4 separate regions of the Homo sapiens genome follow, and all the other regions are linked to region 4. A link is a loop called in an ENCODE intact Hi-C map of the cell type or tissue named here. Cell type or tissue: B cell. All regions are shown on one strand. Region 1 overlaps ARHGAP18 (Rho GTPase activating protein 18). Region 2 overlaps LOC105377999 (a long non-coding RNA gene). Region 3 overlaps EPB41L2 (erythrocyte membrane protein band 4.1 like 2). Region 4 overlaps LAMA2 (laminin subunit alpha 2).

Region 1 (8,000 bases), 100 kb before region 4:
TTATGTCAACTCTCTCTCTTATTCTCTAGTATTCTGATAGTAGTATTTTGAGTAACGTTATTACATATGCACACCACAATTAAAACGGTTTATTACCTAATGTCTGTAATTTATGCTCATAAAGAAAGAGATACACTGGTCCCTGAACAATTATTCTGGTCTCTGTGGAACAAAATTAAATATTTTTTCCAAACTTCAATTAATCTTTTGTCCTCATTTGAGAACATGTTGTTTTATATAACTTTATGCTTGGATTACAATTTAACTTCCTGAGCACTGTACTAGAAATTAGATACATAAATCTCATTGTTAGATATTAAAGCTCTGTCCTTAATTTGTTTCAAAGTTTCAAGGTCTATATAGCAGTTATACTTGATTCAAAAGCAACCTGTTAGCACTTACAGGAATTTTTTTTTCCAGAAATTCTTTGGAAGATAGATACTTTTTTTCCTTTTTCCATTTTAGTATAGTATATTTGGCCTTTTTAGGGTAGGGATTTTAGGCTAACTCTGAAAAAATGATTCTTTTAATAGTTAAGAATTTAGAAACAAAAGCCAGATAGACCTGTAATTAAATTCTTTCTCAGGATTTGTTAGCTGTATGACCACCAGGAAGTTACTTACATTCTCCAAACATTGTTTTCTGATCTGTAAAATGGAGGTAATTACAGCATCTGTCTCCAAGTTAGGATTAAGTAATCTCTATCGTGCTTCATAAACTGCCTCATTCATAGAGAACATTGAATACCTGTGCAGTTATAGTTACTGTTGTTCTAGAACAAAAGAAGAAGGCAAAAGAAAAATCTGAAGCCTTAAGTCATGTTAGAGTAGGGTGACCTCAGCTGCATTTGCCTTTTGGAGAAGGTAGTTTCAGAGGACAATGAGTGTCTGCAATAGGGGTGGGTGTACGTGGCATCAAGCTGAGCATAACCTAACCTGTTCTGATGAAAAGTTTCTTTTCATTCATTTTAAAAAAAATTCTCAGCTGGGTATGGTGGCTTACACCTGTGTAATCCTAGCACTTTGGAAGGATGAGGTGGAAGTGTTTCTTGAACTCAAGAGTTCAAGACCAGCCTGGGCAACATTGCGAGAATTTGCCTCTATGAAAAATCAAAAAAATTAGCCAGGCATGGTGGCATGCACCTGTGGTCCCAGCTACTCTGGAGACTGAGGCAGGAGGATCACTTGAGCCGAGGAGTTTGAGGCTGTAGTGAGCTATGATCTCTCACTGCACACCAGCCTGGGCAACAGAGTGAGACCTGGTCTCAAAAAAAAAAAAAAGAAAGATTCTCTTTGGTCTTTCCTCATTTCCCCGCTTTCTCTATCACAATATTCCCTCACCTCTCTTTTCTTTTCTCTTTTCTTTTCTCTTTTCTTCTCTCTTTTCTCTCTTCTCTCTTTTCTCTTTTCTCTTTTCTCTCTTCTCTTCTCTTCTCTTTTCCTTTTTTGAGAGAGGGTTTCTCTCTGTTGCCTAGGCTGGACTCAGACTCCTAAGCTCAGATGATCCTCCCACCGATCTGGGACTACAGGTGTACACCACCATGCCCAGTGCCTGGGACTACAGGTATGCACCACCATACCCAGTGCCTGGCTCATTCTTTATAAGTTCCACATCAGCCAGATATTGATTGCCTTAAAGAAATGAGACTGAAGTTGAATGACCCTTTTTGAGGGAATTTTTAAAAATCTCTACATAGGAAAGTACAGCATTTCCTGAAATAAGCAAATGTTTGTATGATGTTTTACATTACTTTTCAGCTCTCCATGACTCCCATAGGCCAGAGGTCTGACACTTCCCCACTCCTCTCTCTGCTCCCTAGTTCAGCTATGTGCCATCTCTGCTTCATTCCCCAGCACCATGGTCCTTAGTAGAAGCAAATTTCCATCTCAGGGAGCATCAACCAAATGGAGAAGCTTTGGTAACAGGGCCTGCTGGATGTGATTAGTTGACTGTGCTTATACACAACTTGTTTTTTCAATGAAATAAAAATTGCATATGCTACAGTGCTTTAATCTTTTATCTTCATATATGACACAAATCTCAAAGAGTCATTTCTGTTTCAGGCCCTTCTTGAATTTCTCCAAAGAGTAATAGATAATAAAGAAAAAAATAAAATGACAGTCATGAATGTAGCAATGGTCATGGCCCCGAATCTCTTTATGTGTCATGCATTGGGATTGAAGTCCAGTGAACAGCGAGAATTTGTAATGGCAGCTGGGACAGCAAATACCATGCACTTATTGATTAAGTACCAAAAACTTCTGTGGACAGTAAGTATATATCATATGCTTTGGTCTTAGTAGTTTAAAAAACAAATTGCATGTTTGTTATTAGCTTTATTAATTTACATTTAAAATTTGTGAGTGCAGAAAATATTAAAAACATTTTATTCATATAGGTAAGGAGGGCCCTGTGAATTTCTGTTTTAAAATTATGTCAAAACATGCCTTGTAAGAAGTACTTTTTATTTACTTCTGCCTATTTTCCCATTTCTCAGTGTTTAGGCCTGCTGTATTTTTAAAAGCCCATGCTATCTTGGTTTCAGATTATTCAGTTCTTTTTCATAGACCCTTTATTGAAAGGGATGCATGCATTTTGTACCCTTATTAACTGAGAACATCTTCAAAAATGGTTTCCTCTGTTTTACACTTATTTTGAGCTTGTTTTGACAGCTTATCAGAGGATGGAAGTGGATGAGAGGCTTCGTTGATTAGGTGCTCATTTTCCAATGAAATTTATAATTTTTCAGGAGGCATCTTATAAGCATTTAGGAAAAAATGACCTAAAGGAATTCCAAGCAAAATTATAATATTGAATATTTCAATCTCTTATTTGAGGAGCTTCCAAACATTAATTTGTTAAAAAGACAGAGTGATGATATTTAGATCCTGAAGTCTTTATTTTTATAATCCATAAAAAGACAACTGATGTAGATGATTTCAAATGTGTTTTTTTAATAAAAAATTAATGTCCATTTATTAAATCTCAATGTTTGAAATGTCAAAATTATTTCATGGTTACATTTTGATACCTTAAAATATTTTGTTTTTGCTAATGTGATTTCTTAGGATAAATTTGTTCTGGATTTTTGCTAGCTACCTATCAGCTCTTGTTTCTTGGGGAGTTCTTTCTCTCATGACAGCAGCGGCTAGCTGGTTATTAGAAGGGGACTTGAGGTTAGCTAGCAGGGCTGTAGGTAGGAGGCTGCAAAAGGAAAGACCTACGGAGGTGGCTTCTACTGCTCGTCACCTCAGGGGGTCTCCAGTCTGGCATAGAAAACGGCCACTATGTCCTTGAACTTCACAAAGCCTCTTTTGGAACCTTCCACAGTGGGTGGCAAATTATACCACGTGGATGCCCTGTACACCTGGTAAGTGAATAATATGAAGTATTTTCTTTTCACAGATTTAATGAATAGTGCATGTAAAATGGCAGTCTTATCAAAAAGAGAAACTCTTTACTGTTTTTGAAATTTAAAAAAATATAATTTTTTTTTGTAGTTTAAAATGGTGGCATTTCTTTTTCCTCTCTAAGCTTAATTCCTTTTCTCTATAGATTCCCAAGTTTATTGTAAACCAAGTGAGGAAGCAAAACACGGAAAATCATAAAAAGGATAAAAGAGCCATGAAGAAATTGCTGAAGAAAATGGCTTATGACCGAGAAAAATATGAAAAGCAAGATAAGAGTACAAATGATGTAAGAAAATAGTGGAGATATGTATTTATTCAGATCTTAAGTATTTTTTTAATACCAAAATTTTTTATTTAATGTTTTCATAGTATGACTTTCTGCCACTTATTAGGCTGTGGTGCTACTTGTAAGTGAAAGACATCAGTAACTGTCTTCCTACTACTGCTGCTAATGATCAGTATTGACAGTTGGTCAGGTGTTGGTGACTCAGCATGTGAGTTGTTAATGGGGAACAAAGGAAGATATCAAGACAAGACTGAACACACACACACACACACACCCCTACACCCCTACCCCTACCTCTACCTCTCGTGCGGAGACTCTAGTCGCCTACTGAATATATAATCTATAGTGAGTAAATAACATCATGTGAACCACTGACATTTTTTTCTAAATTTTTCTCATCTGTAGAATGGGGAAAAATAACTAATCCAGATGGACAAATAGGTTAATGTTTGTGTTGTGCCTAGGATTATTCCTGGACTTTAATAAGTATTTGAAGGTTCTCAATTTGATCAGAAGAATTTTGAGAGCTAAATTGGAAAGAAAAAAATTAAGATGTTTCAAAAAAGAAATACCTAAATATCTGTATTTATAAACTACTGTAAGAGTATATTAAGAACTGGGTTTACAATAATAAAATATACATGGATATACATTTATGAAGTAAGTTACCAAAGCTGTAGCGTAAGTTCATGAAATGAAAGGGTTTCTATTGTTCTATTTAAGTGAATCCACCTCCTCCCTACTACCACCACCATTGAAGTTGTTCAGTTACATGCTGACATCTTGTGGAATAATGTGAAAATGCAGTTATCTGCCTTTGTCTGAATTTTCGGTTTTGGCCTGCTTATGGATCCAGTAATCATAAAAACGAAGTTTTTCTCTTAGATTTATTTATAGCTCTCACTCTTAAAAAATGATACTTTCTTGGCATTGTAAAACATTTTAAATCAAGTTTTAAATATCTTTAAAAACATAAAGAGAAGTTGTAAATATGCTTATTTTTTTAGAAAGGCCTTGATATTATCCTAAAGGCTTTTAGAAAGCCTTTTTTTTTGGCATTTGGTTAACTTTAGAATGTTCTGTTACCTCTAAGACCATTGTAAATATGTGAATTAAGTCTGTTTTGTAGCCCTTCTTATTCATATTAAGTGACTTTATAGTCTTGTCTTTTTATAGGGCATTTAGCTGTGATATTCTGAAGCTCAGGATCTACTTAAGGAAACATTTGGGGTGTACCTTTTAAATAATATTTAGAAAAACTGAAACGTTTACTTTTTGGAAATGGAATATTTTAGTAATTTTGTCATTTATGGAAAAAAAAGCATTAACTTCTTTAGTTTGCACTTTGGCATAGTTAGACATGATCTGGTCTGAGAATGATCTCTGTACTATTTAAAAACTGTATTGTCATTTTAAAGCTTGGGATTTAAATATCAGTTTCATCACATATTAGCTGTAACTTTACCTCTTTGAGTTTTTTTTTTTCTTTCCTTATGTGAAATTCAGTTACTCATCAACAAAATGCTATTGCCACCTTGGTGCTAGGCCCCCACTTTATGTTAGGTGTTCCCAGGGAGTCAGGGAGCTGGGTGCTCACCCTCGAGGAGCCAGGAGAAGGCATATAGAAGGGATGTAGCTCAGAGGTATGTGATTGAAGCCTGACCAGGGTACCGTAATCTACAAAACAGGAAGTAAGCATGAGAGAGGCTTCACTGGGGAGTCAAGCTGAGATGTGAAAAATAAATCAGTGTTGTTCAGGTGTCACTAGAGAAGAGCCATCTAACCTGCAGTGGAAGCTTTCTGACATCACAGCCCATGGTGGAGGTCTGTTTGGCCTGTCATTTTGGTAGAAAAATTCTCATCTCCAGCCTGGCCAAGACAGTGGAACCTCATCTCTGCTAAAAATATAAAAATTGGCTGGACGTGGTAGCACACACCTGTAGTCCAGCTACTTGAGAAGCTAAGGCAGGAGAATCGCTTGAACCTGGGAGGCAGTGAGCCAAGATTGCGCCACTGCACTCCAGTTTGGGTGACAGAGTGAGACTTCATCTCAAAAAAAAAAAAAAATTCTAATCAATAGCCAAAATTTAAAAAAAAAATTATGCCATTTTATTAGGGAGAGTAAATAGACACACAAAGCAATTACAGAACAAGTAGAGGTGCAAGCTAAGTTCAAATACTGTGGATATGTGGTAAGTTACTAAGTAACAAGAGTTTTTTGCATGTTGCTTCCAACTGGCAACTGCCAGAATTCTAAAGCTAAAACATTTAATGTGAAAGTTTGAACCACCGTCTTAATGACAAATGGATGTTGGGGCATCCCTCATCTTCTGGCAGTAAGAGGCCTGCTTTCCATCAGGGTAGCAATTCCCTGGATTTGAGTAGGAGCCGTTCCTTTTGCATGGAACATGGACCATCTACTTTGCTGTAAGCCATGCCCCCTCCTTCATTCTGTCTGGTTGCTGTAGTTTCTTGACTCTCCTCCAAATCATTTAAATATGCAATATGAAACTATAGGGCATGAAATTGCCTGGGGGTAGCTTTTGTCATTTGTTAAACAGTTACTTGATATGTGCCTACTGTGTGCCAGGAATTACTGGGTACTTGAAATATAAATTATTGGACAAAACATACAAAGATCACTGCTCTTCCAGAGCTTAAATTCTAAAAATAAAAGTAAATCTAGGAAGTAATTCATATAATGTGTTAGTATGTGATTTATCCTCCAAAAGTAATAAAAACAACAGAACAAGGGGAATTGGGAAGGAGATCCCCTGGCACTATTAAGTTGAGATGGTCTGGATATTATTCATTTAAGCAAAGACAAGAAGAAGGGCAGGGAGTTGAGTTGTGTGTATATCTCAGGAAACTCAGTCCAGGCAGAAAGAATAGTCTGTGAAAAAACCTTAAGACAGGAACTTACCTTAAGGAGTGAGTGTAGCTGGAGTGAAGCCAGCAGAGGGAACGGTAGTGTGAAATGAGGTCAGAGGGGCAATGGGGCAAGATTGCATAGGGCCTTGTAGATAGACCATCATTAGAAATTTGGATTTACTCTGAGTGAAATGGGGGTTTGAAGCAAAGGCTTGAAAATCTATACTATGTTTTAAAATGATTCCTTAGGCTGTTGTGTTGAGAATAGACTAAAAGGGAGCAAAGAAAAATAGGGAGATCATTTGGGAGGTTCTTGTAATCCAGGTAAGAGATAATGGTGGTTCAGACCAGGGTATCAGCATCGGAAAGTGGAGAAATGGTTGGATTCTGGATTTTGTTTTGAAGTTAGAGCCATTGAGATTTCCTGATGGAAATCATGTAGGAGAACAAAAGAGGTCAAAAATGACTCTGATTTTTGGCCTGAGAAATTGGAAGGATGGTATTGCTTTCAATTTCATGATTTCAATTTAGGACATATTGAGTATGATGTCTATTGGACATTTAAGTGGGGATATTTGAAATGTTTGGAGAGAAAATCAGGTCATACTAACTGGCCACTTAGGTGCATAGAGAGACAGGGGCAGAGGGAAAGCAGGAGTGAGCCTTAAGAGAGATTGATAGCAAAGTTTCTATTCTGTGCATGACAGGGAACTGCTGAAAGGTGAAGGAAAGATTTGAGGGAGTGTAAGATTGGAGGGTAGGTAGGAGATGGTAGGTAATTTCCTTGTTGATGGGAGTATATAAATTGGTAGAGTTCTTCCAGAGAACAGCAGCATGTGGCAAAGTCCTGAAAGCCATGCTCTTCACTGGACTCAGATATTCCTCCAAAGAGAGTAATAGCATGAACATGCAAATATTTATGGTTAAGTTCATTGCCATTTTCTTACACTGACCAAAATTAGAGATAATCCAAAAGAACAGAGGTGGCTAGTTAAATACATTATGGCATATCTATACAGCGAAATACCATGAAAGTGTACAAATGTGTATCTTGACATTGAAGAGATTCGTAATATGTTACTATGTGATAAAAGAAGTTACGAGTCAGTGAATGGTGTAGTGCTATATTTTTAGGGGGTAATAGCTATGATTTTAATGCTTTGCAGAGGTCAGACACAATGCTAAACATTTTACAAATATTGTCTCGTAATATTTATGGTAGTCTAATTGGGGTGTATTATTGTCTAATTTTTTTCAGATGAGGAAAGTGAGAATTAGCAATCTTAAAGTTACTAAGGTTATCTAGATAGGAATTAGTGGAGCTGGAATTTGAAACCAAATCTATATGACTTTAAATCCATGGACTCTTCACCATTATTCTCTGTTTCTCCATAGATCACAGAAGGACTCTAAGAAGGATATATACCAAAACT
Region 2 (8,000 bases), 440 kb before region 4:
ACCCAATTCTATCAAATTATGAGAGATTTTTATTTTCAGTTTATGAAAGTAATACAGACCTATAAACATTTAAACCATGCTCAATGAAGTGAAAAACATAAATCTCTCATAATCATGGTGTACCTAGAAAGCAGAGAAAGGTTCAGGGATGTCATATGCACTGCTTGGGAAAACAAATCAATAACTAACAAAGCAATGCTTACACACTTTTGACAAGGCCATCAAAGCGTCCCCCACACTGAAATAACCTTTAAGCTGTATCAACACACCCAGCATCATGAACAGTTCCCAGAGAGTATCTTCTAGGTTACACTTATTTTCTTGATCCATGCCATCCGTACCCTGATTCCTCCCAACATCTCTCCCTCTTTGTCACTATCCTTGGGCTTCTGAAGTTTCCAGAGAATGTCTCAGGGCCACCATTGTTCCAAATGATAATGGTATCCATTCTGAGATGTGTGGATTTCAGGGCTCCCGACCCCGTCACTCTCAAGGAGCGAGGCTAGATTCAATCTCCGACTCTAGGTCACCTGTTGCCACCTGACAGACCTAAGAAGCACTGTGTGCACCCCACACTCCCCTCTTCACTGATTCTACCTGTCTCATGAAGCCCTTTGGAAAAACAACTCCTTCTGCTTGTGCCTGCTGCTCCCCTCTCCTTAAAGCTCAAGTAGTGCAGACCATTATTAGAGCAGGAGGAAGGCTCTGGGGCATGCTGCCTGGGTTTACATCCTGGCTACAACACTTGGGGATGCATGATCTTAGTGAAATTATGTAAACTCTCTGTGCTTCTGTTTCCTTATCTGCAAAATGGAAATGAGAGTTACAATGCCTACTCCAGGCAACACAGAATCTGTCTCAGTGCACCAAGTGTTGTGACGAGCTGTTGTGAAGAATGAAGTATTAACTAAGAACACACAAAATATTCAGATCAGTGTCCAGATTTGGGCAAACACTTGATAAATGTTAATTGTTATTTAAAAAGAGAAGACAGAAAAAGAAAAACACTAGTGCCCAGAGACAAGACTGCAGGTTGTCTCAGTTCTCACCTACCCCGTTTGTTGTACACTTGTGCACAATACTTTATCTTTGGAGGCTATCTCATACAAACTCTTATATAACCAGACTTCAGGTCATATCCAGGTCTCATGCTCTCTTTCACTCAGCTAGGACCATCCTACTACGTTATTCAGTTTCTTTTTCCTTCTTCCCTGCGAATTGCTGAGGTGATGAATCTCTCTTTCCCACTCATGTTTTCTCAGCACCAGGATGGCAACAGACACACAGATTTTTAATAGGTGGATGAATGAATGAATGGATGGATGATGGCGGTGTTTATATTGAAACCCTGAGTGCTGTCTCAAAATACTTTCATTCAAGATGGCTTGGTTCCTGAATTATATTTAAATGAATTTCATTTTATGAAATTGTACTGAATCTAGAGTAAAATTAAAATAGAACATACAAGAGAATCTTCTTTTAAGTGGGAAATTGGAAGTAAAAATATAAGGAAGATAAAGAATAAAAACACACGTTTTCCACAGAAAGACTGAACACCAAATGAATAACTTTTTCCCTCTTTAGTGTTTTGTTTCAGCATCATTATCCCACCATTTAGAGGATACGATGACTTATGGTCTTAAAATGAAGCAGTATATCATTAAAGCTTTATTTTCATGAAGATATTTTCTTCTAATTAAATTCAATACCATCCGGGGGAAGAATAGCTTATTCAACACAATACATAGAAATGCTTTTCCATGTCATAAAGAGCTCAAATAAAGGGTTCATGTTTTACTGTGAATCAAGGAAAAGCACACTCTGGTTTTACAGGCTTCTTTTGGCCAAGCATTTTCTCTTAAATGAGCAGTTTGGGCTTTATTTTACCAGTGAAGAAGAAGCCTAAAACTGTGATTAATTTACCATGGCTCAGATAAAACAGTATCAGAGAGATGAAATCAGTTTCTACCAAAAAAAAAAAAAATGTGATAGTGACCACAATTTCTTTAACTACTGTCACTGAAGCCTTCCTAAGCAAAAACAAGCAGATAAAGTACAACAAAAACTTATCACAAAAAATCCCCCCCAAAACAAGAACAACAGCAACAACAACAACAACAGCAACAACAAAACAAACCCTGAGATGCATTTAAATGATTGATGGTAAACTTCACCATGTTCCAGGGGGCTCTGCAATTTATTCGGCAAACCTTTAGGAAACCTCTGGAATGTATCAAGCATTGAGCTAAGCCTTGGAAATGTAAAGATGAAGAGAACACACAGGTGTTGCTTGCAAGTGAATCAAAGTCTAATAATTTTGGCAGATTTCTTCTAGCAATGTGCTCCAATAAGAAGCCTAAAGGGAAACACCTGTATGCATATGTACACACAGCTCTGTTTATTCCCTTAGAGACACATATTTGTTGGCTGCTGATTTAGTGAAAAGGAATGTAGTGAGGAAAAGTGCGTAAATAATTCATATATTTTTCTCCAGAAAGCTTTTATCCGGAATTCATATTTGAGAGTGACAAACTTTACCATTAGTGGAGTAGTGGTGTTAACAGTAGCAATAATTGAAACAATAGTTAGCAAGAGTGCAAGAAGTCTTATTGACTAAACTATTCTTAAAAATTTCAAAGCTCTATTTAAAACAAGCTCAGTTTTAAGATGATCAGGACATGGAGAGGAAAGCGTTTATGTAAATACATACAGAGGGAGGATCCAAAGTCAACAAAAGTCACGCCTCGTGCCCACATCTTGGTTGGTTTCTAATACCATTCTCAAATGAAATGAACCAGAACGTGAATAAATAGCTGATTCTAAGACTGGGGCAGGAAATATACAAGATGAGCTTGGAGCATCTTGTAGTGTCAGGAAGTAAAGAAGTGCTTCAAAACCAAAACGATGGGAGTGTGTCAAAGGGAAAGGAGAAGTCAACCTCAAGGAACACCCAATGGCCCAAACTAGAACAATTTGAGCATCAAGATAGATAGTGTAGTAACGGATTGTAATCCAAAGTATAAAATAAATATTCATGAGTTCTTCCAATATAAATAGCTGAATAAATAAACAAATGTGGAAAAGAGACAAATATACGGAATTCTGGGTAACTTATGCTCATAGTTCCTACTTAAGGAAGTGAGTATAGCTCTCTACCTACCTCTTAAGTGTGGGTTTTGCATAGTGACTTCCTTCCAAAGGGTATTACAGGCAAAGTGGGAAAAAGAGTAACTTTCCAATGGAGAAATCTGGAAAACATTACGTTGGCCAGATGATCAAGGTTAACAGAAGATCATGGTTATTAATAGTAACAGGTCATGTTGACAGTATGAATACTTGATGTTCTGTGAAGAGAATGGTACGTTACCTCTGTTGTCTTCCTTCCAAGTAACCAGAACCCCAGTCCAATCATGAGAAAAACATCTCACAATCCCATATTGAGGAACGGTCAACAAAATACCTGACTAATACTCTTCAAAACTGCCAAAGCCTTCAAAAATAAGGAAAATCGGAGAAATTGTCACAGCCAAGAGGAACACAAGAAGACATAATGTCTAAATGTAATATGCCATCCTGGAACAGAAAAAGAACATTAGATTAAAATTAAGCAAATCTGAATAGAGTACAAATTTTAATTAATAATAATGTATCAATGTTTGTTATTTAGTTATGACAAATGAGCCATGGTAATGTTAGATGCTAACATAGAAAATTGGGTACGGGGTATATGGAAATTCATTTCTTTGCAAATTTTCTGTGAATCTAAAACTGTACTAAAATTAATAATTTACTAAAAAAACGAATCAAATATCTAAAAGCAGCAAGAGTTGATACAGTTATTTCAATAAACGACAATACGTATGTAAATATTAAATAAACAAAATTGATACTCTATTTTGATTCTACTTACTATCTCACTACTAGATTGTGTAATGTGCTTCAGTTTAGTGTAAATCCCAAATATTTTGAAGTCTAAACGATAATATAATATTAACAATAAAAGTTCTTGAGGTACTCTTGTGTCTTTTCACCCAACTCTGCGCTTACCCCACTCACTAAACTAATTTCAGGAACTTTAGGCATTTTGAAAAGTTTTTTTAACCATATGGCTATTAAAGATGTTGTATATTGTTGTTTAAAATATACTTTCTGATGTGAATAATTCTTCTATTATCATATTTTCCCCATTTTTAAATGTAGTTGGTTGTTACTCTGTGTTACAGAAACAATGTTAGATTTCAAAACTTCCCTGTCTATACAGTGTAGTCACATTTTATGCAAATTTCAAATAGTGAAAAATAAACATATTAATAAAGTCTCAGTTTATGCACCAAAGTTTAAATAATCTTAATTCCTCAAATTAAACATTGATGAATCATGTTTAAAAGCTGACGGATCCAATACATTTTAAATTGTTTACACTATTACCACGTGGTGGCGCCATGTCAGCTGGTGAATGCAAAGCCTTGGCAAACCTTGGATTCCTCCTAAATTGCCTTGAGGAACTCTGACCTCGTCGGAAGAGCCGTCTATGTCCTGACTCTATCCTCCATTTTACAGGAGAGATAACTGAAGTCCACAGAGTGAAATTATTCCCCCACTTCCACACAGTCTGTTACTGAGCCAGGAATAGAGTGTACTTCCTATCACTTGGCTCTGTTCTCTCTGTCTCTCTCACTTTCTCTATGTGTGTGTATAGATATATACACAATATATAGTATACACATATTACACATATATAGTATATGCTTATATATACTATACATTTATGTAATATATAAATATATATTTACCTCATATAAGATATATAAATAATATAAATAAATATCATAAATATATAATATATGATAGGTATCTCTAATATATAAAAAATATATTTATGTAATACATATACAAAATTATATATAATATAGATACATAAGTATATAAGCAAAAGAAGTACATATACATTCATATATTTAATTTCCACAACAACAAATTTTATGGAGTAAAATGTACCTCTTAATGTCACTTTAAAGTTCATGCATATACATATCCAAAATATATTTATAAAATCTTGACTAAGTACAATTTTCCTTCTTTAGGTCCCTGTAACTTTCTATGCTGTGATTTTTGCTTAGCAAAATTTTTGTTGATACAACAAAATTTAGGAGCCATTAGAAAAATGAGTTAGAATCACACAGTTTTACTTAGAGGTATTTTCCCAAAGTATTGTTAAATGAAAATATAAAAAGCAAAAAAAATTTGTATTAGCATAATTGCATGTTTATAAACCAAATAATGACAAAATTAAAATATCCTGCAGAGTATGTACATAAATGTACAAGTCGTATAGAGGCATTTGAATGCAGTAAAAGTATGGAATAATTAATGTAAAGTTTATAATATGAGTTATCTTTGTAGGGGGAACAGGGAAGCCACATGAGGGGAAAAGTAGGAGAGACTAAGGAGAAAACCACATAAAAAGTGGAAAAACATTGCACACATACAAAATGCCTATATGTGATCACATTTATATAAAGTTATATTTATGTAAATATATATAAAATATATAAATTTAAATAGTTGGTTTTAAAGGTACTATAAATAAGGACACAAGAAAAAAGAAAATCTAGAAAAACTATTGATGGTAAAAAATGATAGTTAAGGTAGCAGGTACCTAATCTCCTAAAATAAAAATCTTTCTACAAAGCAATTAAAAATAAGACAAAAAACAATAACCTAATAGAAAAAAATGAGCTAACACCACAGCAGGTAGTTTACATAAGGAAAAACACAAATGGCTTTTACACATCTGTGAAGATGTGTAGTCTTATTCATAATCAGGCATATGAAAACTAAATCTGTAAGAAATTTTGTTTCAAATGCATCCTATTGGCAAAAAATTAATATTTTCTAAAGCCAAGTTTGGCAAAACTGTGAAGCAAGAGGACTCTTCTATACTGTTGATGAAAGCATACATTGGAACAGTTACGTTTGAAAGCAACTTGGCAATATGTAGTAAAGCTGAAGAATCCAAACCCTGTGACCCAGCAGGTCCCAGCAGGTCTGCTCCTATGTCGATGAAGAGATGTTTACAATGATGTTCATAGTAGCATTGTCACAAAGAGCAAAAATTGGAAACAGCCTAAATGGACCATCAATAGTAGAATAAATAAATGGTTATATATTCATTCAATGGATTACTGAGCAGTAGAAAGTGAATGAATCTGAGCTGCATAAATATCATGAGTGAATTATCACAAAATAATGTCGAGGACAAAAAGCACACTGCAGGATGAATACTTGCAATATGACACTATATGAAATTTAAAAACATGCCAACTACTTATATGCACACACATATACACAAATATATGTAATTTGGGAGTAAATAAATGTGTTGCAAGATCTACATAAATACCTGAAAATGATAAATGTTAAATTCAAGGTAGCAAATACTTCTGAAATAACGAGATAGAGAAATTCAACTAGGGAAGGGTATACAGTGGCTTTCATCTGATTGGTAATGCAATTTTTTTTGACAAATAGTATATCTTATATTACTTATTTCATATTTATGATAGATTTATTGTGTTTATAATCATAACACTATATTAGTTATACTCATATTTTTGTTAATATTATTTTATAGTATTTTTAAAAGATACTCAACCCCCTCATAAGAATAGTCCTTCTTGAAATGACAACAAGAAACTATTTTTCACCAATCAGAATGCTAAAGATAAACATTGTAATAATAAACCGTTCTGGCAAGAGTTCAGGGGCACAAGCACGTTCAGTAATTGTTGGGAGAGTACATTTGTAGAACTTTTAACTATGGGATGATTTGGCAATGTTTATCAAAATTAAACGCACATTTGTACCGTTTTACCCAACTCACTTAATAAAATTTTCTCTTTAAATACACTCCAGCAAGAACACAAAGGTATGTATACAATGCTGTTCATTGCAATGCTGTCTGTGATAGCAAAGGGGCAGGTAAGATAAATGTGCTTCATCCATGCAGGAATGTTATGCAGGATGCAGGACATTAAAAAAAATGTGGTACCCACTCGATAAACTGATATGAAATAGTGACTAGGGTAAATAGTAAAAAAAAAAGCGAGGTGAAGAACATTTGTTGGGTAGTCTAACTTTCTGTAACATGGGTTACCTGTACAATTTAGAACTGGGGCTTGGGTAGCGGAGGCCAAAGAGATGAATTTTTAAAAAATATTTCCATTCATGTGTTTTCAACCTTGTATCTCTTGTGTGCATTACCATTAAATAAACTTCAAAAGAAGCAAATAAAAGAATAAATAAGATTTAAAATGAAAATAAAAACAAGAGATGCAACTCCTACATTTAATTTCAAAGATAGTATTGTCACTGTAACTTTAGTATTTTAATGAAGTCACATTACTTGCTTTATATCCAAGGCCTAAGGCTTCAATTAATTTACGGGTAATCTATTGACCAAAAGAGGAAAGTCTCATTAAAAAGTAGCATTTGTTGAGAGGTCCTAGGCCCAAAGGAGGGGCTTTCTTACCAAGACAACACACTTCCAGTTCCTTCTCAGAAGGGGATTAGGGACCATGATGATAAATTTTAATAATTTAGGTGAGGTCTCACTATTAGAGTTTTAAAATCAATTAATTAAGCTGTATCCCTGTTTGTCCTAAAAAAATTTCAAACCAACTAACAAATGAGCACAAAATACAACATAATTCAGTGAATTAAAAACAAGTGAGAAAATGAGGCAAATATTCATTATTTTTTATTTCTCCTTGTAGCTCTTGTTAATTTTTGTTTTATATACTTTGAGGCCATGTAAATATTATAGGTACATATGAATTTAGAATTGTTAAACATTCCCAGTGAATTGAAGCTTTCTTGTTATTAATTCTACTACTGCCTTTTGGCTTAAAGTCTGTTATCATTGCTAGTACAGGCTGAGTACCCCTAATCTAAAATGCTCCAAAATCTTAAAGTTTTTTAGCACTGACATGACACCGCAA
Region 3 (8,000 bases), 1.4 Mb before region 4:
GTTTTGTCATTGTGGTCAGGAGGAGATGACATTTGAGTTGAAACCTTAATGATAACCAGGTGGACATGTGAAAATGTATCCACGTGTAAGGACGAGCCACAACACAGGAACTGAAAGACCAAATGACAGGGGCTTGGTGAGCAAGGGGGAGCACGAAGGAAGGAAAATTCAAAGAGGTTAGACCCTAGGTCATGTCACGATCTTAAAGGCCATGCTAACAGTTTGGAATTGTACAATAAGAATGATGGGAAAGCATTGGAGAGTTTGAAGGTGAGTAGTGGCAGAATCCCACCTGTTTCTGACAGAAGTCCCCCTGGCACTGGATGAGGAATAGATTATAGGGGCTGTGAATGAGAACAGAGATTATTAATAAGGAAACAGTGATTCCCTTCCACAAAGTAGATTCTGTTAATTGGTAGAGAGTATTCATCAGAACACGTAGCAGGGTTGGGAAAGGAGGCAAAATAAGTAGAAATAAGGAGTTTATGGTCTAGTTGAGATGAAATATTTTCAGAACATTGCAAATGAGAAAGATAATGTCATGAAGCTAAACCAAGTGACATATTTATATACTTTAAAGGTTAGCCTGAAACCAAAGCCAATTAGACTCCATGTGTATAATGAGGACTTTAATATCACATGCTTTGAAATATTACGTATTTTTCATAACCTGTCCTTCAGAAGCAATCACATGGTATCATTCGATCAAATTTAAAGTGATGTCCTTGGATTTTTGCAGTAGGAAACTTTGACATTTTAGTGGAGATGTTTAAAATTATTATCATTTTTCTGGATCTCATGTTTTAGGAATGTACAGTGTAAAATATCTTGTCATAGAAGTCACATTAAAGTGATGTTAATGTGAAATTTAAATCTGGAAAAGCCCCCAAGTGGTTTATCTGTACTTGAAGTTACTTGTTTTTCTGTTCTTTTCCTCTCCAATACATGCAGGAAAATACATACTTTTTTGACATTCATATAGATTGTTCTTATTACAATCATCCATTCATCCGTTTGCCCAACAAACATTTATTGACCACCTACATTGTATCTTTTTTGTTTTTCTTTAAATAACATACTACTATTAGTTGAAAGTATGTGAGCATTTGTCTACGGGAGTGTTTTGACTTTACCAGAGTACCTTTTCAATTTCTGTCTTTGTTGTATCTTCATTTTACTGTTAATTCTGCAGGGGTTCTCGTTTATCTTTGAATTGTAATTCTTATTGAAAGTAAAATAAAAAAATTATGCATAAGTATATAATTTGACCACTTTTCCAAATTTCTATAATATGGGCTTTTATAGCTTTTTAAAAAAGCAGGAATAGTTTCTTTTTAAAAAAAAAAAATACATTGCATTTTCAAAGTGGCTGTAGTTTGAACAATTTTGAGAGTAGAGCAGAAAATTGGAAACCAAGTCATTTAATCTTTAATGGGTAAATAACTCTATTGTAATCCTCTTAACGTGTTGTATGAATTATGATGACTTAAATTTGCATAGACTATTCTCTCCTGAGTCTAAGAGATTATGTACATTGAGTTGTAAGGTACTTTTGAAGGTATGTCATTGGATAACGAAATGTGTGGCACTTCTTTAAATTCCCCAGTGATCTCTCACTGGGAAGGGCATCCCACCCACCCCCACTTCCCCAAGGGACGATGTAATCATAGAGATGGTAATGAAGTTAAGTCAGTCCAAAAGCTTTTTCCTCTGCTGAATATTGCAAGTGCCTACTCCCCTCACCCTCCTCACCTCACTTTCTGCGCTCCTCACCCTTCTTAGCTCACAGTATGAAGGGGCCCCTTAGGAGCGTCATTGATTTTTCTTTAAGATTTCTGAATAGTGACTGGGTGCGGTGGCTCACGCCTGTATTCCCAGCACTTTGGGAGGCCGAGGAGGATAGATCACCTGAAGTCAGGAGTTAGAGACCAGCCTGGCCAACATGGCAAAACCCCGTCTCTACTAAAAATATAAAAATTAGCTGGGCATGGTGCTGCACGCCTATAATCCCAGCTACTGGGGAGGCTGAGGCAGGAAAATCACTTAAACCTGGGAGGTAGAGGTTGCAGTGAGCCGAGATCGCGGCACACTGCACTCCAGCCTGAGTGACAGAGCGAGACTCCGTCTCAAAAAAAAAAAAAAACCTGAATAGTGGGGTTTATTAGGAATTATTCTCACACTTCTGACATGAGGGGGTGCTTCATGATGACTCTTGAATATTGACATTTCAAGTTTCTAAGGACAGTTCTGCTGTCCCTCAGGCAGGTTGGGAGCCATTGTTTAAGAGCCAGACACAGCAAAGTTAAATTTGCTTTAATGGTTTAATTTAGGGAGAAATAATTTTCACGTTGCTCATTGAGCTTTCAACTCTGAGTTTGTCTTCCTATTTTGAATTGTTTTTCTTTACCTGTTTCTTTTTGCAAAAAAAGGGGACAGGGTAATTTACTCTGTGGCATATTTAGCACGCCTGAGGGAATGAATGTGGGCTGCTGTCAGAATGTTTGTTGTACAGAGAGTTAAGGTGGTATTGAGGAGGGAGATTGTAGGAGTTGGAGTGGTGAGGGAAGGCCTTACAGAAAATGCAGACTATGAAGTGGGCCTCAGGGAGGTTAGAAAACTGGAAAGGCCCAGAATGTGCAGATAAGGGCAAAGAAGGGCCTTGGAGGCAGGAGAGGGAGGACTGCCCAAGCTGTAACACAGGAATAAGCATTTCAAGTGTAGGGGCCACTGAAGAGGCCATTCCGTGCAGAGAAAGGCCAAGGAACTACCTCAAGAATATATGAAATGGCGTTTGGGTGGGTCGGTTGTGCTCAGTTGGTGATCAGCCAAGCAGTTTTCACTGGTTTCTGGAGGTCGCAACTATCAAAGATTCTCAAGCAGGGTGGAAAAGCTGGCGCTCACAAACCTCTTCATAAGCCTGCTCCAGAATCTGTCAGAATTCTCATCTTTTCTTTCATTTTATGCTGTTCTGTTGTTCTTTCTTGTGTAACCTTTCCTTTCTTCCAATAGGTCACTGCTGTCTGTTCTGACTTATTGCTAATTCTTTGCTCTTCCTTTTCTGACCTCTCTAGAGCCTAGAAGAGGAGATAACATCAATTTTGTTTAGTGAAAAGGGCTTTTCTGATAGCATGAAAGCCACCTTCACTTCAGCCACCACTTGGACAGCAGAGGGCGCTGTTGTGAGCGCTAATGCACCTTCTGAAAAGCTTTCTTCCTCGCCCTTCTCACACTTGCTTGAGGTGCATTTTACTTTGTTTCCCCTGTTACTAAAAGCCACATATGAGAGAGATTTTCATTTTTTTAAATATTCAGGCACCATTCCCTCCAGTGCTTTCATTGGTGAAATTAATTCTTCCTGGGAGAAACATTCAAGAAACAATGACTGAATTGGAACATGAAGAAAAGATATAGATTGGATGTTTCTCCTGCTTCTTTGGTCAAAGAAAAAAAAAATCTGCCTAAATTCAGAGAATAATTTAAATCATTAAGTTCCAGAGTCTGGGCTGTTAAGCAGAGGGAAACCCTCAACCAGATATGCTTTGCAGAGTTGACATTTTCAAAACCCCAAATTTCAGGCATCCTCTGATGGCATGTTATTTTTAAAATTCTGTTTATATGGAAAAAATCTGAAGTGCCTCCCATGCTCCATGACATAATTGCTTTTGAATGACCCTAAGGAATTCCCTGAACTTGGGCAGAACCTATCCAGCTAATTGAGGTTAAGATATAACAATAATAATAATTCACTGATCTATAATAATAATGAAATGTGTGTTTCAGAAATGTTCTGGTCACTGGATATGTTTATTATATGTAGTCATGGTTAAATTTTACCTGCTTATCAAAATAGATTGAGAGTTTTTTCAGTTTAATATCTAGAAACCTCTGAGTTTTCAATAAAACTGGAAAGATAGCTGTCTTCTGTTAGTAATGTGATTTACATGGTATTAATTTGGGTCAATGAAACCATGCCCTTACCATGTGTTTAAGAATAATAGGGCAGGTCCAAGAGAGTTTGTGAGTAGACGTTGACAGTGCTGCAGAGACGTGTGTGTGTGATGTTAGGATCTTCAGCTCATGGTTGTCCAAGTGTCTGGGAGAGATGAACTCAGCCCTGCTGTCTATTAGAGGCTCCAGTCCAGTTAGTACCTTGGCAGCTTCACAACAATATCCAGAGGGCTCAGTGGTGTGGTGCCCTTCTCCATCCAGAATGGAGTCACTTTCGTGAATAAATAGGGCTCCTGGCTCTAGCTGAATTATTTTTAAGTTAGATCATAGGCAGTAGTACCACCTAGAAGTCAAAAAGTTGGCCATGCTTGAGTTATATCATTGTAAAGCAGACTTTTTGTAAGTGTGAGAAAAATGTGAAGCTTTAAAAACCCCTCTGTACAAAAAGGTTTCCACCCTAGTTAATAATATCATAACATAGTAATTTGTTCCTAATGTATTAAGTCAACAGATATTTATTGAACATTTAGGTGCTATATTACTCAACTGGAGTAAATTACTTTACTCCCAAGAAGTAGATGTCTGAAGGGGATAGGAGTGAACATGTCAAATAATAAACTTGACTGAGTTTAGATTTCAAAGATGCTAGTAGAGGAGCTAAATTGTAAAAGGAAACACTTGGAGTCACCATTGACACCCACCCTATTGTATAATATAGCCTTTGCCAACCTATGATACGAATTGGAAAGTTAATAACCATTTCTGGAATGAACATTTTCATGTTAATAGCCTTCTGAGGCTAACTATAATTTTGCCAATTAAAACTTTTTTTTTTTTTTTAAAGAAAACCAGCAAAAAATAAAAGTGCCATCTCCTTGGTGCTGTGTTCATTTAAGAATCAGCGTTCCAGGCTAGACTTTATAGTCTGATTAAAACCAAAACTGTTACTAGGTTTTAAAAGTTAAATTTTTTTCTTTAAAATGATGAGTCAGCTTTGGTATAATTCAATTTTTGTAAACTGTTTTAACTACATAGGTAGAGCTTATAGGTATATCTATAATAAAAGCATTTTACTTCTTTGGGAGGATGCTGGCTGTTTTTGTGTCTTTTTGTAAGCTTTTTGGCATTTGTCTTGATTGTCCTCTATGTGACCTTGAGCAGAGGTTTCTGTAGATGTTGATTCTTGCTGTTTTGTCTTTGCAGTGTCAGATGTTTGTTTCAGTGGTTGTTGAGGTAAAACTGTATTGATTTTGTGTCCTCGGTTGCTTTTTGTTCTGCAGACACGTGCTCCCGAGTCAGAAGGGCCTTGCACTGGAGCCAGGGATGCTGTTAAGGTTCTCCCCTTTTTCCATGTTAACACCATTGCCTCACGTTTCTCATTGCCCTCACGTTTGCCCCGCTTCCCTTTCAGTCAGCCATCATAATCATCTTTGTTTTTCTCCATGACATGAATCTGCCATCGGTTAATTTGGGTTTCCGTTGTTTTTATTTATTCATATATTTTTGTTTTCCCTCATCCATCTTTTTTTGTACAGAGTTCACATGAGACTCTGAATATAGTGGAGGAGAAGAAGCGGGCAGAGGTTGGGAAAGACGAAAGAGTAATCACAGAAGAAATGAATGGTAAAGAGATATCACCTGGGAGTGGTCCTGGGGAGATTCGTAAGGTGGAGCCTGTGACACAAAAAGACTCCACCTCCCTGTCTTCTGAGAGCAGCAGCAGCAGCAGTGAGAGTGAGGAGGAAGACGTGGGAGAGTACCGTCCCCACCACCGAGTGACCGAGGGCACCATCAGGGAGGAACAGGAGTATGAAGAAGAGGTGGAGGAAGAACCCCGCCCGGCAGCCAAGGTAGTAGAGAGGGAGGAAGCAGTGCCCGAAGCCAGCCCAGTCACACAAGCAGGTGCCAGTGTAATCACAGTAGAAACAGTGATCCAGGAAAATGTAGGTGCCCAAAAGATACCCGGAGAGAAGAGTGTACACGAAGGCGCTCTTAAGCAAGACATGGGAGAAGAAGCAGAGGAAGAGCCACAGAAAGTTAACGGAGAGGTGTCCCATGTTGACATTGATGTTTTGCCACAAATTATTTGTTGTTCAGAGGTAAATGGGAGTCCCAGGTGGGAGCCAAACTCTAGAGCTGCTTCTCAGATGGGGAACTCCTGCCTTTCTTCTCCTGTCCTCCCAGTTCTTCAGCTTTTTTCAACAAGAATCTGATTTTTCTCTCTCATGGGAGGAAGGGGGAAGCACTGCTTTGTGGATTTTCTGCCCGCCCAGTTCATGGGTTCCAGCTTCTCTGCGGCCACTGGACACCTGTAGGGTAAACTTTCCTAGAAGCACCACATCAATTTTTCCTTCCCTTTTCACATTTAAATTTTTCTTTGCATGTTTTGGGTGTTTTCAACTGTTTTGTCTTCAGTTGCACTGCTTCCTCACACTAAATGCCTTTTTTTCCCCTTTTGGTTTAATTAGAAAAATGTATATGTAATGTTGAAAAAAAAAATGGTCACTGCTGAGTGTGTGTGCCCCTGATGTCATGATTGGGTTTGACTTCTTGGCTCATTCTTCAGCTTCAGAGTTTTAGAAATGACAGCAGTCTCTGATTACCGTGGTTCTCTGAATGCAGTATCCAGCAGTGATGAGAATGTTATTTCTTGAATGCCACTGTGATTTCTGTTTTGGGATTGCAGGGGTTGTATGGTTTTGTTAAGAGCCTTTCTTTTCTTCCAGGCAGCCAGAGGCTAGGCTATTTGATAGGAGGATATCCTCGCTTCTCATTCTATCCTGATGTCAATTCTGGAGTATTTGCCAGATGATTATATGTTTTGTGGATTATCTATACATTGGACATGAATCTTTTTCTTTTCAAAGAAGAGAACTTTTTGGTCACTAAGTGCAGTGTCTCTCATTTGGGAGTTAGGCTGAGGGAGGGTTTATTTCCTTGGGAATATTTCTTGATTTTAATATTAAATGCCCACAGTACAGAGATTTATTTTGTTCTCTTCGATGGGATGGAAAATGTTGAAGTGACTTTGTCTTAAAATAATTAAGTGGATTTTAACCATGTTACTTTTAAACTTCTGTTTCACTTTAGAGAAGATTTTTCAAGAGTCTTTGAACACTTTGAACTATTCTGTATTTAACATATCGTTACTCCTCTTTAAATAATTATGCCTGTTGAGAATGTTCTCTCAAAGAAAGTACTGCAGTATTTTGGTAGTAGTATAGTCTGGTGTTGCATTAATATTAAGCATGCATACTCGGCAGACTAAAATGTTAATAAGCCGTTGAATATTTCCTTTAATGTTTTAAATTGTTCAAAGCATTGGTGTAACATTGATGGAGTAATTTTAGATAGAGCATTTTAACTTAGGTAATACAGAAGAAACACTGCAAATTTTAGACAGGTATAACTGAAAACAGTAATACTTGAAGACATCCTTTCTGAAAATGGTGTGTCTGTTAACAATAAGGCAGAAAAGGTATTGTGGGCAGAAGAACAAATCTTAGCCTACCTAGCTGGCATGCCAGTTAAAGGCAGTGAGCCTTCACACAAACTATGTGGTCCTTTAAATTATAATAAAAATAGAGACAAGTCACTTCACATAGTTCATTCTATTTTCTTTTCAATTTATTATTACTTGCCCAAAGCTAAGGAGGGAGGAGGAGAGAGAGAGAGAGAGAGAGAGAGAGTGTGTGTGTGTGTGTGTGTGTGTGTGTGTGTGTGTCACTATACACTAGGCTTGACATAAAAGTAGTTTGGGACCATCTTAATTTAAAGAGTAACATAATTTAGGAAGCCATCATGTCAACTTATTTTTCATATATGTGTATGTACACATACACACATTCATATATATGTACGTATCTATGTGCACATGTATGTATGTGTATATATGATATATTTGAAGGAAAATTTTTCTTTTATTTCTTTTGTTTGTTTTAGGTTGTTTGCTTTTACTCTTTTCTTTTGTGCATGAGTGTGTGTTTGGATATGTTTCTTACTATTATTTGTGAAGGTTCCATTAAACACTTTTACTTTATTACCTCTAGAAT
Region 4 (8,000 bases):
ATTTCTGAGAAAACTGGAATTTCCCTTTCATTTTTCCTTCACATATGAAGAGCTCTATTCTTAGAAGATCGAACAGGGAAAATGACAAGCTAGCCACTTGGGTTATAAGAGTAGCAAAATGTGTTTTTTCTTGCCCTCCCCATTTCCATCTCCCACTATATTACTTTTTCTTGAAAATTATCAGTCCACTAGAAGGTTTCCATGAATGTAGACTTTCAAGATGGTGTATCTAAACCTGCACGTCAGCCCATTCAGGCCCTTGCCAGTTGCTAGGCAACCCAGCACATTTTAAAAATGTAACCCACCATACACCATTTCAACTGCCACTGTTCAAAGATCAGCTTCCTAGGGTGCTGAGGGGGAGAGCTAGGTGCGGGGCTGTGCAGTCACATGGTTTAATGCTCTGCTGTCACCATCTTGAAATTCTTAATAATTTTTCAGTGAGGGGCCCTGCATTTTCCATTTTGCACTGGGCCTTGCAAAGCATACAGCAGTCCTGGCTGAGTAGATCACATTTGGCTACCATAACACACAGCTCCATAAATAATCAAGGCTCCTTAAATTACCAAAGCCACAATTCCTTTCCCTGTTCTCTATTTTCACAAGATAGGTCGATATACAGGCTGCTTATGACATCTCTTAGAACATGCAGTACATGAGAAAATAACCTGCACACTCTCACCAACACATCTGTTTTTAAGATCTGCACTTAATAGCTCTGGCTGGGCCGCTGCCCCAGTGAGTGCTGACTCAGCAGAGGTTCTCAAGCAGCCCAAGGCAGGCTTTTGATGCACAGTGTTCTTCCCAAAGAGTGTACCTCAGAGATGACTCATCAGCACACAGGAAATTTTTACTTGATGAGGAAAAGCCTTGTTCTCTTTTCTCTTGATCTTAGTCAAACGAAGCACTCTGCCACAGCAGGTAAAAGGCTTAAAGTGTTTTGAAATGCCGTAAAATTGGTCTTCATGGAAGTATTTCCCTTCTTGCTTCCCAGGAGATGGTCAGTTATAAAGAGCAGACTGTGGCCGAAATTCACACAGCTATGCAAAACCCCGTGGGTAGGACAGGAAAATGCTATTCATTCGCACAGCTGAATGGCCTCTTTTAGAGGCAGCATGTGGCACCTTTCTTATTACGCTGCCTGCAAAAAGAGCCCGAATGGAAAGGCCTCTGTAGCTTAAGATCTCAGTCATGAATACTTCTATTAATAGAATTGGGATCTTTTATCAGCCTCTCACGATATTTCCCGGACAGAGGACCGTCTCGATAAACACACGCAGCTTGCAGTCTTCCTCAGAAATCACTAAGATAATCCTATCTGCTGTGAGTCCACTGGGGGCAGAATTTCACTGAAACATCTTTACACCCTCAGCTCTGAAAATTGAGGGATTAAGAAAGGTGGATGGATGCTGAGGAATTAGGAAACAATTACATGTAGCTTAAAAGAGAACCACCAGTGGGTTATGTCCATATTATTGCGGTTACAGTCACTCGTCTAATTACTATATGTAAATGTCAATATAACTTCTCTATTAAAATTTAAAAAATTTTCAAGGTGGCAGTTGTACACTCCCGGTAGCAGCTGTATGTTATGGGGAACTTTTGGATTGCTGGTAGACTGGACAGGTGTATCCAAAACTGGTCCTGAGCTAAGCAGCAGTTTTTTGGTTTGTTTTTATTTTGTTGTTGTTTCGTTGTATACTATGAGATTTTCTAGATGGACAAGGCACTGGTCAAGCCATTTTAGAAAAAAACCTTTGACCAGAAAAGGACAGGGACTTTGTCAAAGTTCTTTTAAGAATCATTACAGGTTACATCCACTTGAAATTTAGGAAGAAGAACACCTCCTGGATTAGATCCTCCGTTTCTGCAACGGGCAGCCCTCAAGAAGCAGGCAGAAGCAGTGCTTAATAAAACGGTATTCTCAGATGAGCCAATGTTATGGAAAAGAGTTGTACCAAACTGATCACTCTAACATGTAACCTCAAAGTTTAAAGCCATTATGGTGTATAGTCCTTTGTTTTTAAGGACATCCAAGGTGATGTTTACTATCAATCATTGATTTGCAACAGGATGGATACTGTTTTAATAAAACTTCTATCACCTTCCTTTATTAAACTGGCAGTTGGAAAAGGACTGAGAAGTGCTGGTGTAAGAGGGTTTTTAAAAATATGTACCTTAGGATTTAAATGGGACAAAAATTCCCCACCCTCTAATTTGGTAGTGTTTTGTACAAATCTCGACCTCCCCCTTGCTTGGTTAAAGGGTGTCTTCCTTGCATCACTTTTCCTTGGGTAAACTGAAACCAAGTCTGATGGGTGTAAGGGATGGGCGTGGTGGCTCATGTTTTTAATCCCAGCATTTGGAAAGCCGAGGCAGGAAGATCGCTTGAGGCTAGTAGTTTGAGACCAGCCTGGGCAACAAAGTGAGGACCCCTGCCCCCCTCTGTCTCTCCAAAAGAACAACAACAACAAAAAAATTAAAAAAATAAAAAATTAGCTGGGCATGTTGTTGCATGCTGAAAGCCCCAGCTACTCGGGAGGCCAAGGCAGGAGAATCACTTGAGCCTAGGAGTTCAAGGTTAGAGTGAGCTATGATTGCATCACTGCACTCCAACCTGGACAGTAGAGCAAGAACCTGTCTCAAAAAGAAAAAAAACATGATGTGTTCAGGGCAGCACCAGTTTATTGCTTTGCCCGGTGTTGCTTCCTCTTCTCTTCCTTCTGCCTCATGTCCCACAGTGGGTGGAGCTGCTCATCCAGCTGCTCAAGCTTCTTTTTTCCTTCTAGCATTTTAAAGGGGGAACAAGTGAGATGGAATAGAAACTGCCCTGTGCTTTGCTCAGAAATAAAATGATCTTGTCACTAAGGATGATGTTTTCAACTCTGCTTGCCACTGAAATCTAAGCTAAGAAAAAAGGGTAAGAGAAAAGATCTAATGAGGTAATTTTAAGGAACTTTTAAAGAATGGTCATTGCAAGATGAATCATCCTTTTCTAAGCTAGTGTATACTTGAAGGCGTCCTCATCTCTATGGATGTGATGCTTTACCTGTGTTGTTTTGGACGCACTAATCTCTCAAATGTGTTAAAACAACAATAATAATAAAAAAAAAAATTCACAGTCTCAGTAGAGGCTCATCAATCTCAACGTGTTACAATTCTGCCACCTTGTGGGGACTTTTTAAAGTACTAGAAATAGATAATGGGGAAAATGGGATATGAAAGGAGGACAGATACGCTTGTTTTTCATTTGCCTTTGCTTGGCAGGTTACAAGTTGTAGGCAGACAGGACTTGGGTGGGGAGTCTCGCGTGGTGGTGCACCTGTTGATTAGAGCAGTGATGTGGTTGGGAATAATTATGGAGGAAGCCATGCTCCCAAAGCCTTGTTTAGGGAAGTAGATAGTGCACCAAATTGGTAACGGGGCCAAAACGTTTTCACCCCCACACTGTCACTCATTTAACTTCAGGTCAGAATAAAGCAATGGTCTTTTCTAACTAACTGCAGATTGGTGGCTGACATTTGGAAATGAGTTCTTAGATTCAGGAGTGCGTATGATTCGTTGATAAGCATCTCTTGAATTTCCTGGGTCCTGAGCAGAGATTTATATTACATTTATCAAAACTGGCATCTTTGTTCTTGAAAGCACCAAACAATGAATCATCATAGAAATTGCATAATTTTCTTCTTTCATGAGTCAATAATTAATTTCTCTAATAAATGTGGGCTAAAATCACATCTGGTGCTTATTTGTCATGATTTTCTTTATGGATGAATAAGTGGAAGATACTTTTTATAGCACTGACTTTAATCTTCTTCTAAAATATAAAAGCCCTACTCAAGATGTTTATTGAGAAACTGAATTATTGTTAACACTGCACTTAAGCTCTTTTGGTGGGTCTTGGGCATTTACAGTAATATTTATACATTAATGTCTAAACAAGGATTCCTTGATAAGTGGAAAATGTATGTTTTCTCTTTAAATACATATCAGTATCCAATCAGTTTATCCTTTGGCCTTGACTGTACTTAGGTCTTAAAGGTGTAGCACTAAAGCTGCTAGGGAAATCGCTTTCCTTTCCTCTATTCTTTCCTTCTGTGCTCACTTCTTTTCCCCAAATCCCAAAGAGAGCTCATCAGTACAGGAATTCTCCATGGCTACTTGTATTGTTTTTCTTAGTTTTCACATTTTAAACTGTGAGGTTTACGGCTGAACTCTTCAATAAAATTCAAGTAAAAGAATGCAGCCAGCTCATTATCTACAAATCCACACAGGCTATCCTTGTTAAAAAGACTTGGTCTAAACAGTGCACATACTTGCAGAGAACTTGTCACGTTTCCACATGTCAACAAATTTCTGTAATACTTGAAGTTCAGCCTCTTATCTACCTCTACCTCCTGCCATCCTCCATGAAAAATATCCACAAATAGAACATGTAGAAATGTTTTCTCTAGCTCTCGATGGGCTAAAGAATAAGAGAGAAGTATAAAGAGAAGACAAGCTACCATAATATCAAATGAGATAATATGCATGAAATGCTCTTTAATCTAGCGTGTTCAACATGAATTAATCATAAGATTGACATAATCCATTTCACAAGGCAGGGCTTTCTCAAGACACCCTTACATTGCCCTGTAGTATAGTGAATGTTGTCCTCATGCTGTAAGTTGCTGGCAGGATTGGGTGTGATGGGTGTAAAGAAGAAAAAGAAGGGCACTGAGAATAGATCTTTTCTGTCAACTGTGCTAGCACAAATATGGAGCTCATAAATAGGCAGTTCTCACTTCAGGAGTTAACTTTTAAGTCTTAGTTCTTAAATAACAACTCTTAAAAAGCTAAATTCTGGGCCAGGCGTGGTGGCTTATGCCTGTAATCTCAACACTTTGGCAGGCTGAGGCAGGTGGATCACTTCCCAAGAGTTCGAGACCAGCCTGGCCAACATGGTGAAATCCCATCTCTATTAAAAATACAAAAATTAGCCGGGCATGGTGGAATGCACCTGCAGTCCCAGCTACTCAGGAGGCTGAGGCATGAGGATCGCCTGAGCCTGGGAGGTTAAGGCTGCAGTAAGCCATGATTGCGCCACTGCACACCAGCCTGGGTGACAGAGCAAGAAAAAAAAAATAAAGAATCTAAATTCTGATACAAAAATGGAAAATGGTGAGAAGTGAAAATTATAGAGGACTTATTTAATAACCACATCATTACAATGTATATATCATCATTACATATCAAACCAATAAAAGGGTTTGGAATTGCTTAAAAATTGAATACTCACCACATCCCTTTTTTTCCAGCACCTGCCACCCACCCTAAAAATGTGAAAAGTTAAACTAACTAGAATAATTAAGTTAAAGAAACACAGAAGTTAAAGTTAAACTAACAAAAGAATAAATAGAGAGATGGAATGTTACTTTGAGCCAAGCATGGTGCTAGGTGCTTTGCATAAAATGTATAACTTATTCCCTCATAATAGTAATCCTAGAAGGAAGATATTATTATCCTTATTTGTCCATTAATTATTTTACATTTAGAAGGGACAAGTAACCTGCCAGAATTCATGGAATAAAAGTGGGAGGGCTATGGCAGAAAAAGCAACTCTCCCTCTTTTTCTCTGACTAGCAATGATAATATCGTATTCATCTTTGCACTTAGTAGGTGCTTAATAAATATTTGTTACAAAATAAACTGTAAAACTTTTAACTTTTAGTAACCTTTAAAAAGAAGACACCCTTTTCCCCCTACACACACAAAAAGAACATAAGAAAGGAAACAAATTAAAACAGAAGATATGTGTGGCTTCATGATCTGATTTCTAAAATATAATACAATTAATAGAGATGGAAAGTTCTAAAAAATCTAATTCTGACCACACAGTCATAACTAATTATAATGTGCAAAAGAAGGGGAAATAGGCCGGGCGCAGTGTCTCATGCCTGTAATCCCAGCACTTTGGGAGGCTGAGGTGGGCAGACCACCTGAAGTTGGCAGTTCGAGACCAGCCTGACCAACATGGAGAAATCCCGTCTCTACTAAAAATACAAAATTAGCCAAGAGTGGTGGTGCATGCCCGTAATCCCAGCTACTCGGGAGGCTGAAGCAGGAGAATTGCTTGAACCCAGGAGGTGGAGGTTGCAGTGAGACGAGATTGTGACATTACACTCCAGCCTGGGTAGCAAGAGTGAAACTCCATCTCAAAAAACAGACAAACAAACAAACAAACAAAAAGAAGGTGAAATAGCAGTTGGAATTTAGATATCTGGGTTTTAGTGCCAACTATCGCTCATGTGTGTAACCCCCTGGGCCATGCTGTAAGTTTGAGGGCTTTCTTTCCTCATGTGCAAGTTAAGAGTTGGAATCTTTAGGGTGTCTTCTAGCTCTAATGTTCTGTGATTCTTTCTAAACCAACCAATTTGGCATGCTACTCAACTTTTTGCTTCTGTCTCATCTACTAAGTGGAATGCTCTGTTTTCGGAAAAGTTAAAACATACACTGCTGAGAGGAAATGGAAATCGAAATTAGAACAGAAGGTTATAAAAAAAAAAAAGAACCTTAAATGAGTAAAAATCTCCATTCCCAGATGGGCAAGTATCTTTATTTTGAGAAAAAAGGAAAAAGTGTGATCTCTAAATACCACAGAAAAATGTGCTTGAGAGGCCCTATAAAATGCAGTTTGTGTAAGTACTTAGAAAAGTAAGGTGATCCATGGAGGCTGGCAGGGTTATCCCTAAAAATCCAAACCAGCACAGGCTGAGAGACCTGCCTGGAGGATGTTCTAGTGGTAGAGAAGAAGGTCCATGAGGTTCTGCTTGATTGAATATGGTACCCGATTTGGAATTAGTAGCATGATATATCTATTAAAAACATTAAAACATTCTTAGGTGCATTAATAGAAATATGGTAACAATTAAGGGAGGGAGGGGTCACACTGTCCCCTGAGCTGGTGACTTCCTTTTGAGCAGTAGGTGCCATATTATGAAGGGAATATTTCAAATTTAAGAATACTGATCATGGAGGGGATAGTAATTAGAAATGAGATAATACAAAGAATACCTAAGCTAGGGAAATGGTTAGCCTAGGGAAGGAGAAGACTTAGCTATTTTCAAATTATTGAAGGGATGTTAGACAGAGGACACATAAATGTAATGTGTTTGCCTATAGAAATACAATCATTACATAGAAGTTTTAGGGACTCAGTTTTAACTTAATGTAACCGATGGCTTTCTAACAACTCGAGCCTGCCTTGTCATAACACTGGAAAATCTTGTCAATGAAATGTTCAAGCAAAGGCTGTAAGTATCATGTAAAAGGAACCCATGCATTAAGATGGTGATTGGACCAGATGATCTTTAGGGCTCTTGCCAATTTTAGTTTATAATTTTAAGTTAGTCATTTAGAAATTAGGCTGTTTTCTCCTAGAAACATTTTTATAAGTGGACATTAGGATCCAAGGTCAAAAAAGTTTATTCAACTCATGATGTTTTCTAATTCTTCAACTGAAAACATGTTTATGAGTCTGAGAAACACATGATTTTCAGGTATATGAGGGTGAAGAGGAGGATCATTAACCTTACCTTTGCTAAGCAAAGATCTAACCTGTGGCTGAATTATGAAAGAGCTGAGGAAACATTCTGAAATCCATGTGGCAGATCTCAGGAATGCTTTAGGATGAAATCAACTCCTGGAACTAACCCCCCATGACTGACAGCTTTCCACTTGCTAGCTGTGTGATCTTAGGTATTTTCCTTTGTGAAATATAATACTTCTGGCAATATAAATAAATGTAAATAAAACAATAGGGTGGGAATAAAATGAAATAACAGATATGAAATGCCTGGCAGAGTACTGGACACATAGTAGTTATTCACTAAATGCAGGGATTCCTCAGAGTGTCTATGTGGGTATGCTTTTTCCAGTTTTCAGATAACTTCCGCATACATTATCCCATTTGATTTTTCATAACTCTATGTTGTAGGCAAGATAGATGAAATATCTCTATT

Evidence for each region. Hi-C counts contacts between places; a loop is a spot of excess contacts. Peaks named below come from ENCODE experiments on the same cell type or tissue, not always from the same donor. Only the 100,000 strongest peaks of a DNase experiment are listed, where the experiment ranks them.
Region 1: it touches region 4 in a loop (10-fold over the local background); 17 of 110 quality-filtered maps call a loop at or near these places.
Region 2: a loop joins it to region 4, with 18 times the contacts of the local background. A loop is called at or near these places in 20 of 110 quality-filtered maps.
Region 3: it touches region 4 in a loop (25-fold over the local background); 4 of 110 quality-filtered maps call a loop at or near these places.

The regions. Positions count from the first base shown.
Region 1 is chr6:129,594,912-129,602,911 of GRCh38, reverse strand. It overlaps ARHGAP18 (Rho GTPase activating protein 18), which reads left to right. Exons shown (of 15, transcript NM_033515.3): 11 at 2,064-2,270; 12 at 3,556-3,696. Among named protein-coding and RNA genes, the nearest start is that of ARHGAP18, 110 kb to the left of the region's middle. RefSeq lists an enhancer at 3,754-4,048. In B cell, CTCF peaks have their summits at 1,215, 1,456, 4,280 and 4,480 (motif pointing left); DNase peaks (open chromatin) are centred at 4,471 and 5,331.
Region 2 is chr6:129,933,185-129,941,184 of GRCh38, reverse strand. It overlaps LOC105377999 (a long non-coding RNA gene), which reads right to left. Exons shown (of 8, transcript XR_942986.3): 6 at 3,461-3,573; 7 at 3,161-3,344. Among named protein-coding and RNA genes, the nearest start is that of TMEM244, 76 kb to the right of the region's middle. In B cell, CTCF peaks have their summits at 4,241 and 4,444 (motif pointing right); a DNase peak (open chromatin) is centred at 4,464.
Region 3 is chr6:130,867,610-130,875,609 of GRCh38, reverse strand. EPB41L2 (erythrocyte membrane protein band 4.1 like 2) reads left to right here. Exons shown (of 20, transcript NM_001431.4): 15 at 5,484-6,047. Among named protein-coding and RNA genes, the nearest start is that of SMLR1, 44 kb to the right of the region's middle. In B cell, CTCF peaks have their summits at 2,979 and 3,181 (motif pointing right); a DNase peak (open chromatin) is centred at 3,169.
Region 4 is chr6:129,494,380-129,502,379 of GRCh38, reverse strand. The region is part of intron 58 of LAMA2 (laminin subunit alpha 2); the gene reads right to left. All of the region lies in intron 7 of LOC102723409 (a long non-coding RNA gene), which reads left to right. Among named protein-coding and RNA genes, the nearest start is that of ARHGAP18, 210 kb to the left of the region's middle. RefSeq lists an enhancer at 1-671. In B cell, CTCF peaks have their summits at 1,180, 1,383, 2,986 and 3,186 (motif pointing left); a DNase peak (open chromatin) is centred at 3,179; H3K27ac peaks cover 292 bases.